2 separate regions of the Homo sapiens genome follow, and region 2 is linked to region 1. A link is a contact called in ENCODE Hi-C data. All regions are on one chromosome and are shown on one strand. Each heading gives the region's core, a stretch centred on a gene start or an enhancer-like site at or near the end of the contact. The rest is flanking DNA. Distances are from core to core; before and after follow the strand shown.

Region 1 (6,662 bases), core at 3,382-5,881:
CCCTGCAAGGGAATGGCATCCTGGTTCCTGGCAAACAGGTTCCTGCCTTGCTCCCTGAGCTACTGGGATGGGCATCTGCCACCTGTGACACGGAACTGGAATAAAATGAATGAATGTAAATGATTGTCAAATAAACATTCATCAAGTCTACAATAATCATAAAAACACACTAAACAACGTGGTCCAAAAGTACTCAGTGTTTGTGTTTGTTTCTGAACTTTGTGGTGAAAGGAGGTGCTCCCTACCATTTTCACTTTGCAAACATTTATTCTGTGACTTAAACTACAACGACTACGACCGCCATCACTCACTTATCACCAGAAACTGGGTAAATCATTATCTTACTTGTTTTTATTAATCTTTTTGAAATGTAAGTAGAGCTTACATTTAATTCACTGTTTAATATTAGCGGTGTTTTTGGTCTTTGGAAGTTTGATGATGTTTCTGTAACCTGAAGTATGCTGAACTTAAAACTCTTGTTTACATCAATTAGCCTATAGAAAACTGGTTTGCTTTATGGTGAAACCATTTCTGTCCTCCAAGGCTGTATAATTAACTTCTTATCCTCTTCCTACATTCAGTGCTGGAATGGGTATGGAAGCAGAGAACAAATTGGAATGTCTTTAGTGAGGACTTACAGTATCCCCAGAGGGCTGGGGTGCTCTCACAACACCAAACACATCTCACTGTAATTGCCCATTTCTCATCAGTCTCCAACAAATGAGACTGTAGGTTCCTTAAAGGCAGCAACTGTCTCATATCCCCAAGCTTCCTACAAACCCACCATCTGCAACCTCCGCCTCCCAGGTTCAACTGATTCTCCTGACTCAGCCTCCCAAGTAGCTGGAATTACAGGTGTACACCATCATACCTGGCTAATTTTTGTATTTTTAGTAGAGATGGAGTTTCACCATGTTGGCCAGGCTTGTCTTCAACTCCTGACCTCAGGTGATCCACCCACCTGGGCCTCACAAAGTGCTGGGATTACAGGCGTGAGCCACCGCCTAATAGTGGGCCTAATAGTGGACCTGTGCTGCATTTGACCCACTGAAAGAATCAATGAATATGAATATACAACAGAAACATTATCAGGAAAGATATTTCTTAATAGACATTTTAGTTGGACATGGGAAACTGAAAATGTAGCCCAAGCTACATATGATACAACATTTCTACTCAGGTGAATGTTAACATAAGGTATACCTCCACGGAACACTCATGTTCATAGCAGCATTATTCACATAGCCAAAAAGGGAAAGCAACCCAAGTGTCCACCGACAAATTAATGGATTAAAAAAAAGATATATACACATATCATGGAATATTATTCAGCCTAATAAGGAAGGAAATTTTTGCACATGCTGCAACACAGATGAACTTTGAAGACATTATGCTAAATGAAATAAGCCAGTCATAAAAGAATAGCTATAGTATGAATCTTTTTAGATAAGGTTCCTAGAGTAGGCAAATTCACAGAGATCAAAAGTAGAACAGTGGTTGGCAGGGACTAGGGGAAGGGGAGATGGGGGAGTTAGCATTGAATAGGTACAGAGTTTTAGTAGGGGAGGATGAATAAGTTCAGGAAATGGATGATGGTGATGGCTGCATAACAATATGAATATATAACAATGTCCGAGTATGGTTAAAATGGCAAAATGATAAAAATGGCAAAAATGGTTAAAATGGTCAATTTTATGTCATGTATATTTTACTACAATAATAAATATATAATAAAAATTTTAAATTAAAGAATATACACATTCATATTTTTTAGTATCTTTAGAAGCTTTGGAAATCAAAAACAAGGTTTCAGAGACAAAAAAGGAACTTAATGATCCAAATTTTTAATCAAAAAAGCAATTCTTTTGCCACCTCCCTCAACACCCTAAAAGTCAATCAGAAAACACTGCTTTGTGTCAATAATTAATTTTACCTAAATTATGACAATGTTGCTTAACATCAAAATTCCAGGAAAAATATTCCACTGACCTGAAAAGAAGGACTCTGAAGTATGCAGGAGGAAATAGATTCATCCTGTAGCACATGACAACACATCTTCAAGAAAGGAACACTATGACTCTTGGCTTACCATAAGCGTAACATTACTGATATACTGCCAATATTAAGCAAAATGAAATACCACTACTAAATATTCTCACTTGGGGCCCTTTAACATAAAGAAAATTTAGTATTTTTCTCTCATCTTCCTATAAAGTTTAACTCTGTAAGTCTCCCCACATATTAAAATTATATTTTATACAAAATATAGTCATAAAAGCTATTTTATACTGGTCATAAAAGCCTCATCATATACTCATATCAAACAAAAAAGAAAGGATCCATTAGACACTCACAACATGCTATGCTGTGAGTTTTGGACGTGGGACTCCAATCCTAAAAGCGTCCTCAGGCCCACCCTCGCTTAGGACAAGTCACAAGCCTTCTGCCTCCATTTCCAACCATCCTATTCAACACTCAGCCATTCAGTCCTTCTGCATCATTTTAAAATTCATGAGGATAATCTGTTTACAACTTCACCATCTCAAAATTTACTTAGTTTTTCTAATGTGCCAAATAGCACGTATATTTTTTTCCATGGTAATTATAAAAAAGTTAAAAGCTGAAAAATTCCTTTTTTCCCTGTATTGTTGGCTTTCAATTTTAATGATACATCACTTTAAAAGAGCCCTGAATCTTAACAAAGAAACACTCATCATTAATAGTTTATTCCCTTAATCAAAAATAATTCATAACTCTCCACTTTCTATTACTTATTAAAGGCCCACGTAAGCCCTCAGGCTGGAATGAGAATGCCTATGAGAACTGGTTTTCCCCCTTTCTTTCAAAGGTAGGAAAGGACTTACTAACTCAAATAAGTCCTTCAAGTCCAGATGGTATAGCATAGCATCTCAACAACAGGTAAGAGAGTACAAGCAGAAGCTGGGGACAAAAAGCAAAGGATAAAAAATAGTTCCTTATAAAAATGTGAAGAGATCTCCATTGATAAGGAGAAAACCTTAATATTTTCTGGTAAAGCTATAATGCTGATCCCTACTTCTATTCAATGCTGTGGGCAAGCCAATCAATGCTGTGGGCACGGGGAAGGGAGGGGAATGGAGGGGAGGGCAGGGGAGGGGAGGGGAGGAGAGGGGAGGGGAGGGGAGAATATGGTGCCCTAAATGGATCAGGCCACTCCCCAGACACTGTACCCAGAGCCCTGAGCCCTGCTTCAGGCAGGGAGGAAAGCATGGTGCTGTTCCTCTCCACAGGCCTCCCGACTTCAGCCACAGACAATAAGATGGGGGTGGATCCCTTACTTAAAACCAGACAATATCGAAACAATAAAGTTTGGCCGGGCACGGTGGCTCACGCCTTAATCCCAGCACTTTGTGAGGCCAGGTGGGTGGACCACCTGAGGTCAGGAGTTGAAGACAAGCCTGGCCAACATGGTGAAACTCCATCTCTACTAAAAATACAAAAATTAGCTAGGTGTGGTGGTGTACACCTGTAATTCCAGCTACTTGGGAGGCTGAGTCAGGAGAATCACTTGAACCTGGAAGATGGAGGGTGCAGTGAGCCAAGATCTCACCACTGCACTCAAGCCTGGGCAAGAGAGTGAGACTCTGTCTGAAAAAATATAAATAAAAATAAATAAATTCAGCTTTCAGAGACACTGAAATGTGAAAAAGAAAAAAAAAAGGTATCTTACAAAGAAATATAAGTAATTGTCACAAGATCACAAAGCTATGGAGTGCTGAAGGCAAGAGTTAAACCCGGGCAGTCTGATTCCACTCACGGTGTACGTCTAGTATCCTGGCATAATGACTCACAGCATTGAATCGATGCCAAAGTCGCCCAAATGATCTCCATTCTTGCATTTCTCCAACCCTCTCCACACTATATCCAGAAAGAGTACTCTACGCATTAAACTGCCCTTGCCACTTCACTGTCTAAAACCCTTCAATGGCTCCCTATTGCCCTCCTCAAGAACAAGCTTAGCTTCATTACCAGGCCTACCAGGATCAGCGATCTTGTCCTTGCTCTTGTCTCTGGCCTCATTTCTCACCGTAAACTCTACAAGGCAGCCCTCCTGAACCTCCTTAGGGCTCTCAAGTCACAACTCTGGGACTAAGACAGCCCACAAATGGAAATACAGCAAGCACAGGGAGAAATGGATGGGAGCAGAAAAAAGATGCTAGTCCCCCCACTCCAACCCACAGGACCCAAACTTACACAAACCATGCCTTGTGCTTTGCCATGTCTCCATTAACAATTCATATATTATGTCAAATCCCTCGAATTTTAAAATAAAAATAAAATTCAAAGGTAAATGTTAGAAATCTATGCATTTATGGCTACTGCCTAAGTCCTATTCTTTTGGAATCATTTCTAGAAAGGGTAAAAGCTGACCATACTCAGTACACTGGTCAAAGTCTGAACCCAGAATACCAGGAAACTCCATCCTCCAACACCATCCCCCAAAGCCCACTCTGCAAAGGCAATGACATTTCACAATTTCTCCAGCATTCTTGAAACGCTGAGGGCAGTAGTTTGTGCTAAGCACACAGTGAAAGTCATGTCCAGTTGGCCGTTGGTTCATGCTGTGGCTACTGCCAATTCTTTAAGTGTTCCCTCACCTCAAATCTTTGATGCACGAGGTCCAGCAGTCGTCACTACTAAGTCAACACTGAGACATGTAAATGTTTGTGAAATGAGTAATAACCAGGATGGTACAATTAAGCTCCCCATGAGCTCCTCCCCACTGCCACCTCAGGCCTCACCAGACATTCATCCCAACTGTGGAATCCTGAAGATAATCAGAGCCCGGGAGGCAGATCTTCACCCCTCTGAGCCTCAGATTCCCCAGAAGTAAGCTGGGAACAATAACTCCTATTTCACATGGCTACTGCAAGGATGAAGTGAAATAAAATGTATGGAAGCACCAAGCCAGTGACTAATCCTGAGATGGCAGCACATGATAAATGCTTACTGAATCTGGGAAAGCAAAATTATTCTAGCTCAATAAAGCCTTTTAAAAAGACCAGCGAATTTAGCTTCAAATTCAGTGCAAGAGAAATAATCATCCTGGGCCCACCATCGGGTCATATGCCAAATGTCTTAAATATCATCTTATTTAATCTTTGTAACTATCTGTGCAAATGATCCCCTTTTCAAGTAACAGTAAATTGAGGCTCAGTCAGGTTCAATAATTTGCTCCAGGTTGCAGAGAAAGAACATGGGAGATCCCATAAGAATTTGAACTCCGTTGAATTTGAACCCAGACTTCGTGTCTTTAATCTCCCTACTACTCTGTTGACAAGACCCTGAAGCCAGAGAGAGAGGAAGGTGGATAAGAGTCCAGAAAGGGCAACCATGCCAAGTTGATCAGCACACCTTCATCAGCACAAGTCCAAATGACCAAAGGCGAGTGTCACTCAAGGGCAAAAAGATGGGGAAAGGTAAGCAATCAGTTTAACTGCCTAGTTCAGCCCAACTAGGATCTTTCAGTGACAGAGCTTAATAATTTAACAGCATAAGTCCTTTATCAGCATGAGGCGGGTGACTCCCTGGCACTGTGATTTTAAGCAAATGACTATAGGGCCTCTCTATGCCTCTGACTGCTTCTATAAAACATGGAGACTGTGAAATCTCCCCTGCAGTGATGTTGTAAGGGTTAAAGAAATAATGTGTGGAGATTACTTCACGCAGCCTTGTTATATACTACATGCCCAAGGAACAGTTCTATGATTATGAGGACCCTTTCACAACTAGGATTTCTATAGCCCCTTCCTTCTTCCTCATTTGCTGAAATGAGCCACATCATCCCTCAACTTCTCCTGTTCCTTACCTCCCTCTCCCTTCTCTGTGCACCCTACTCATTGACTGAGACCACAAATGCTTACTGAATACCAACTCCGGCCAGCTGGGGAATCACTCACGCTGTTACATTAAGCTGTATCACTTTGCCTTTGTGGAGCTTACATTCTTAAACTTGTAGGAGAGCGGGGAAGACGGCCAATGAACAAATAACACTACCAGGTACAGTCAAGTGTTATAAAGAACAAAGCAGATAAGGGTACAGAGAATAATCCCTGGAAAGGCAGGGCTGGGTAAGGTAATTAGGAAAAAGCCTATCTGAAGAATCAACGTTGAATCAGAAAGCTGATGAAGACAGAGATCAGGCAATGAATGATCAGAGGGAATAGTTCTGCAGACACAGGGTAAGTGGTTGACAGAGGCCAACAGTATCTTAGAAGGCTAAGAACACAGCTCAATTGCAGTACCCACTATGTTTTAGTATAACTACAGGTTTATAGGCCAGTTGTACCTCTGTGCCCTCTGAAGGTAGGAGCTGTGTTTCTTATTCCTGTCTGCATTCACTCAGTCATATTTATCTGCCCAACATTCTATAAAGAATGAGCTGTAATAAGCATTCAGAAAATATTTGCTACATAAATGATATTTGTTTGATTTTTCAGTTGTGGGGGTTAATTTTATTCCCTGCTGAATTCTGGGCTTTCTGAAGCCCCATTTAGACTTCTTTGTATACCCAAAAGTGCCATTGTCCCTCAACTTCTGCTATCCACCTCTCCCTTCTCCATACTAAACTGCTCACTACAACTACTCTCCCCCTGTTCTCTCACCTCTGCCTCTGCATGAAT
Region 2 (6,580 bases), core at 609-3,108, 2.1 Mb after region 1:
TGTGTAGTGTCTCTGGCCCATACCCCTTAAACGTCTGTAACATCCATAAGTTATTATGACAACCCCTCCTCCCATATTCCAAGCACTGATAATTGAGAGCCCAGATGAGATTAGAAGTCTAGACTGCATGTTTCCTTCATGTTTGATCTTTCTTCTTTCTCTCCCAGAGAACATGAAGGAAACACGTTTTCTTTGTTTGCTTTTGACAGCTAATTTCCAGCAGTCCATCTATTAAGGAATCTAGGATCCCACTTTTATGAGCACAAAACTCCCACTTTCCTTAGGGGTGTTCTCAGGTATTCTGACATAGTTTAATAGTTTCAGGGGAGGGCCTAAAAGTCGTATGTTGGGGACTAATTTTTATTCTGAAAATTTGGTAATTGCTACTGCAACATAGTGTGCCTTCTGCACTTTTTCCAAATCACCTTGAGAACTCCAGCCCTAACATCGATCCATCCTACTGGATGTCTTTTCTGATGTGAAATTAAAATGTTTCAGTGGGAGGCAAGATATGCAAAGGGGTAACTCCTGGGAGGTGCCCAGTTGTCACTGTAGCCTCTTTAGAATTTTCTCCTAGGACAGTCATTTAGTTTATTAATTCTGAAAGGCCAAACACCAAAATGAGATGTTAATCTGAAAGGAATAACTTCAAGACCTAATAAAGAATGACCACTGAGCAGAGTTTTTATAGATTGCAAATCACTTTCTCTTACATTTGACCTTGCAACATCTTCTAAAACTGGTTTGCCAATCTCTTCTTTTATGGATGAAGAAATGGAGGCTTCTAGGAACCAAGTGACATGCTCAGGATTGCACAGCTCTTCTTAGAAGGACTGGGGATTTCAACTCTGAGTCTTATACCTTTAAATGCCACTGTAACTCTATACTGCCTCCCTGATGCCTCAAAACACTTTTGAAAAGAAGGAACACGTCCTACTGGAGCTAATCAGAGGGAAGAACTAGAAGTACAAATGAGCCACAACGGAGAGTTTTAAAATTCTCTTCCCTAAGTGAGTTCCGGGAAGCTCGGGAAGGGGTGGACACTTGTACAGTTCACTTGTACATCTTCACTCCTGAAATGCTAGGACAAATCTCATTTGAACTCCCAGTCAACTGAGAAATTAAAAGCAGAGAGCAACGACGCTATTTTGTAACTTTGTGCCTTTTAAAATTAACCGAATCTTTCAATTGCTGCTGTAGATTAGAAGTGGCTACTTGGATAAAGGGGAAAGAGCCATTCAACTGATGAATACTATTGTAAAAGTCCAGACTTAGTTCTAGAAAAGGAACGCACAAGAACAATTTCTCCAATAACGTTTTCATTACAGAGCGAAGGAAAGTTCTTCCTCGTTGTTCCAATCCGAGGACAAGCTGATATGTCGCAGCAGCCCAGGGAAGCATGCGAGCTGATAGGAAGTCCTTTTATTTTAAGACAGGCTCGAATGCTAAAACTTTCTTGTGCCAAAACCCTTGACTATTTTATTTTTAAAATAAGCACTTGGCGTGCCCTCGCAGATGTCTGAGCTGAGAGGTCGGGGCGATGGTAGAAGAGCAGTCAGTGTCCATTCTTATTCATATTAAGTAGCCAAGTCTGTACCCTTGAAGCAAGTGGGGAGAGAGGAGGGAGAGGAGCTGCTGACATTGACAATGAATCCAAACAGGAGTTGCACTAGCGGTGTCCACCACGTTGCCTCTCCCCCGCCTGGCCTTCTGGGAGCTGTAGTTTTCGTGGGAGCGGCTCCCCAGGCGAGCTGGGAATGCCCCGCCCGGGCCGAACTACAGATCCCAGGCGGCGCTCGGCCGCCAGCCCCTCCCGCCCGGGTGCGAGTGTAAACTCCCCGCGCTGGGGCGGGCGGCCGCGAGCCGGCGAGCGGGCAGAGCTCGGCACTGCGCCGGGGCGCACGGCTCGGGGGACCCAGGCCCAGCTACCTTCCCTCCGCCCCCGGGCTCTGTTCTCACTTTCCAGCAGTGGAAGGACGGGAAGCGGGAGCCATGCAGTCCGAATCGGGGATCGTGCCGGATTTCGAAGTCGGGGAGGAGTTTCATGAAGAGCCCAAAACCTATTACGAACTCAAAAGTCAACCGCTGAAGAGCAGGTGAGTGGTGACAGCTGGGCAGAGGCGCACCGGGCGGCTGGGGGGCACTGCGTCTGCCACTCTGGGGCGAGGAGAGCGGGTCGCGGGAGCTCTGGGACAAGGACCCAGTGCCCTTGCCCCGGAGCAGAGGGCGAACTGCCCCTCGCAGTTGGGGGCCGCGCCTGCCCGGCCCAAGTGCGCCTTTAGGAAGCTCGGATGGAGCGCACTTCGCGGGGGCGCGGCGGGTCGCCGGGGACGAAGCGTCCAGGCGCGGGGACCCTCGGCCGAGGATGCCAGCTGCTGAGACTGATTGGGGGCTGGGGAGCGACCTGGCGCGATGTGGGGGAGGAGGAGCGCCGGGCCGGGACGCTGTCCCGGTGGGATGGGGGAGAAAGAGTTCTAGTGAACCCCCTTTCTGAAGATCCCAGCGGGTTGAGGGCTCGGAGAGGGAGAGCTTTGGGTGGACTGAGATGCGACATTGGAGGGAAGCAATTAGTTCGCTTGGAGTCACCTCTTGGGAGTCCGGTCTCTGTGGGGAAACTAGCCTCTGGGCTCCTGCAGGTGAGGTTTCTCTGGGCTCCGCCTCTCACCTCCAGACCGCTGCTAGCGGGCGCGGGAGGGGCCAGGGCAGCGGTGGGCGTGTCCCCTTGTTCAAGTTAAACTCTCTGGAAATAGAGTCCCATTCAAATCCAGGCCTTACCTGCAGAGGGGAAATGAGCCTTGGTCTTGGGGGTTACTGGGAGTGTACCCCGCTTGGCAGAGACACGTGTTTAATTCGCTGGGGACTTCAGAAACTTTTTAGACGAGGAGTGAAGACATCCACTGCTCTGATGCCCCATCCCCTCTAGTGCCCACTTCCCTTGAGCCACCCTTTTTGCTGCCTCCATTCCCACTTGTCTGTCGAAATGGATTGGGTGTCTTCCGTTCTCTCTGTCCGGCAGCCACTCTGGACGCCTCGTACTTCTCGTTTACAATGTTTCCTAAAAGGGACATGGTCAATGGAGGCTGGAATAGCTGAGAAGGGTTTATTTCCACCCCTCTAAGCTGTGAGCTAGGATAAGGCTATCATTGGAAGCATCCAGCAGGGCTTCTGCACTCGGCTGTAACTTCCTGCCTTGCCCTTCGCTGTGGATGGGGCCTGGGTGAATGGGCCTGGCTGGCAGAGTGGGAGAGGGTCTTGAAATGAGGGTGAGTGGAGAAGGGCAACTGAACGGGGAGCCAAGTGGTGTAATCTTGGCCTCTGGCGAGCACTGGGCTGGTTCTTTTTCTAGTGGAAAGTGCAGCCAGGTTTATTTCCTTCAGGGCTGTGGCAGGACTCTTTATCCAAGTTGGGGAAGAAAATCTGGGAACAGCGGTCCTACTGACTGCCATTGCTGAAGACTCTTTGTAGATGCTTCACGGCAGATTGGAAGGAAACCGCCTAAGCAGTTGGACGTATAAAACCAGCCTTTAGTTGGTGGTTTTTCCTCATAATGGCTGTTTTGTGTGTGAGCATAGATTGTGTGTGTTGGGGGCTGGGGGTTTTGAGTAATATTGTGTGAAGGGTATTGTTGGTTATGCTCATCAGGGCTTTATCTGCATTCGGCTGAAGGGACCAGTGTTTTACTGGGCAGTCTCTGCTTTTGCTTCTATAAGCAAATGCTTACACGGCCAGAATGAGGGAATGAGTGTGTGTGTGGAATCCTGAAAGAAATAAATTAACCGGACTGTTTGGAACATTTCTGATGGTAGCTGATACATAACATTAAATCAGTTTGAGAGAGCGAGGAAAATACCATCTGGAAAAACCCAAATGAGTGCCGTGAAACTCATGTTGCACGATTTGGGCCTGTTCTTTTTCAGAGTCAGCAAAAAAGACTTGTAAGGGTGAACGTCCTCAGTAGCTAGCTAGCAGGCACGTGTAAGGGAAAATGTGGGTATGTGGGAAGAAATGGCTTCACACGTTAATGCTAGAAACAGGTGTGGGCCTGAACCAGCAGGGAAAGGAAGGCTAAATTAAAAAAGTTGTTGTAAAACTTGTATATGGAGCACACACATGCTCTTTGAAATAAACCAGTTAAATAAAATCTGTGAATAAATATATGGAGTTGGCAACATTTCTCTATACTGTTTTCCACAGTTGTCTAAGGTATTGTCGTCGACATCTGTTGTGTGACTTAAAAGGGCTGCACATTGTTCAGGGCCTTCTCTCTCATTGCTTTTTGTCTTATGTTTTTGCTGGGGCACCTCACTTCTTACAAGTCTTTGTCGGAAAAAGTTGAAATTGATATGTGAAGACTGCTGTAGCCGTTCTGCCTATCAACTGTCTTCTCTGGATTGTCCAGAGTTGTTAGAGTTGAAAATATGTCCAGAATCTGCCCGCTTCTTACCACCTCCTCTGCTACCACTTTGGTCCAAGCCACCATCAGCCCTTGCCTGGATTATTGCAGTAGTCTTTTAAACTGCAATACCCACATTTAGTGAATTTTCAGTATAGTAGCCACAATGTTCCTGTTAAAACTGGTTCTCAGTTGGAGGTGATTTTGCCCCTGGGGTCATTTGACAGTGTCTGGAGACATTTGTGATTGTTACAGTGGAAGGGATCATTACCCATATCTAGTAGGTGGAGGCCAGAGATGCTGCTAAACATCTTACAGTGCACAGGACAGCCCCCACAACAAAGGATTATCTGGTCCCAAATTGTTAGTAGTGCTGAGGTCAAGCAACTCTGTGTTAAACCTCAAGTCAGATCCTGTCATTCTCTGCCCAGAACCTGCCCATGGCTCCTAATTTCTCCCAGTAAAATTCAAGGTTCTTAAGATGTCAGCTCTGACCTTATCTCTTGTTGCCTGCCTCCTACCTCCCTCTGCTACAGCCAGGCTGGTCTCCTCACTGTTTTTGGAATACCCCAGGCCCTTCCACCACTGGGCATTTTTATATTGCACTTGCCTTGATCATCCTTTGCCCAGACAGACCCAGTGCTCACTCCCCCACCAACCAGTATGTGCCTGCCTCCAGGAGTCTTAAGAACATTAAGTGTGACGTTGACTGTGGGAAAGTATTAGCATGGTGCCTGGCACGTAGTAAGTGCTCAGGAAATGTTAGCAGATGTTGTTCTTGTTATTTTCTTTACAGTTCATTCTTTAAACATCATTCCCATCACACTGATAGTGTGGCCCTTTTTTGACCACAGTATTTGCGATTGCTGTTCCTCCAAATTCTCTGTCTTCTTTGTCCAGCTATATATTTTTTTCCCATAGGGCTTATATTATAATCTACTGTATAATTTTCCAATATGTTATGTTTATTACGTGTTTCTCCATGCTAGACTGCAAACTCCAAGGGAACAGGGTTTTCTGTTTGTTCCTTGCTCACTATTGTGTCCCCAGAGCCTAGAACAAAGTTTCTCAACCTCAGTGCTATTGATATTTTGGGCCAGATAATTCCTTGTTGTGGAGGGTCCTATGCATTGCAGGATGTCCAGCAGCATCCCTGGCCTCTATCTATTAGAGGCCAGTACTCCTGCCTCTATCAATTATGGCAACCAAAAACATCTCTGAACATTGTCAGACATCCCGTGGTAGGCAAAGTACCCTCATTTCAGAACCACTGGCTTAGAACAATGCGTGACACAATAAATATTTGTTTGAGTATGTGTTGCTTTCTTCCTTAATACCATAACCCACTCAAGGTATGGTATTTGGTTTTTTGTTTTTGCAATGAATATTGTGTTTCCTTTAAAATAGATACCTACTAGGCTTTCTCCAAAGAGGAATTCATATATTGTTCATTGGGGCTAACCTCAGATATTCAAGTCTTTCATGAGGAAGGACATGTTTCATTTCTAACCCAGACATCCTTGCCTTTAGGAATCTGAAGTTGCTGGATTTAGATTATGTGAATCTCATTTTGGTCATATTGGTGGTTAAGGCTGTGTATAGGAAGACACATGCTGTGGGAAAAGGTTCCAATGAATTGTTTGCACACCGTTTCCTCCGACAAGGTTTTAGAAACCTTGTGTTCTCCTGGGAATGAGTTCTGAATGGTGGGTGGCAGAGGAAAAGCGCTGAATATCTAGAGTGAGCCCAGAATTCACATAGGCATAGTCATGGCAGGGAAACAAATGTGAAACTGTTGAATGAGCTCCTAGGAGCAGAGGAAGTCTCTACAGGTCTTTTGTACCCAAAAACATTTTAAACCGTAGGAGCATCTTTCAGGCTCATAGTCCTTTTGTTTGGTTTACTCAGTCCACATGGCTTTGTAGTTGTTAATGTCCTTTTCCTGGACAGACTTCACAGTTGGCTTAGTTTAATTCCAATTTCTTCTTAAATCTTTAGTACTATTTAGACAGCTGTTATTACATTTTCTGCAAATTAGAAATGGGAATGAAAGTGAGTATTAGCTTTATCATGGCAGGACAGGATACAGCAGTGATCCCCAAATGCTGATTCACAAAGGTGTGTGAACTTTTAAAGGTTTGGGTGAAATGAGAAAGACAAAGACTGTTGCGTCACACGCATACCTAC

The links. Hi-C counts contacts between places; a loop is a spot of excess contacts on that map. Pooled maps may share reads with other maps.
Region 2: a pooled map of psoas muscle shows a loop between it and region 1 (4-fold over the local background). The contact joins the promoter of MITF here to the enhancer-like site in region 1. A Hi-C loop is called at or near these places in 2 of 50 pooled maps.

What each region holds. Positions count from the first base shown.
Region 1 is chr3:67,642,965-67,649,626 of GRCh38, forward strand. The region is part of intron 1 of SUCLG2 (succinate-CoA ligase GDP-forming subunit beta); the gene reads right to left. Among named protein-coding and RNA genes, the nearest start is that of SUCLG2, 8.3 kb to the right of the region's middle. RefSeq lists a silencer at 4,541-4,835 and an enhancer at 4,541-4,835. Within about 2 kb of position 4,632, at least 8 of the 41 ENCODE cell types and tissues checked have a DNase peak (open chromatin) inside an H3K27ac peak, as active enhancers do.
Region 2 is chr3:69,737,606-69,744,185 of GRCh38, forward strand. It overlaps MITF (melanocyte inducing transcription factor), which reads left to right and starts at 1,859. Exons shown (of 10, transcript NM_001354604.2): 1 at 1,859-2,096. The coding sequence starts at 1,993. RefSeq lists a promoter at 1-1,995 and a silencer at 1,795-2,094.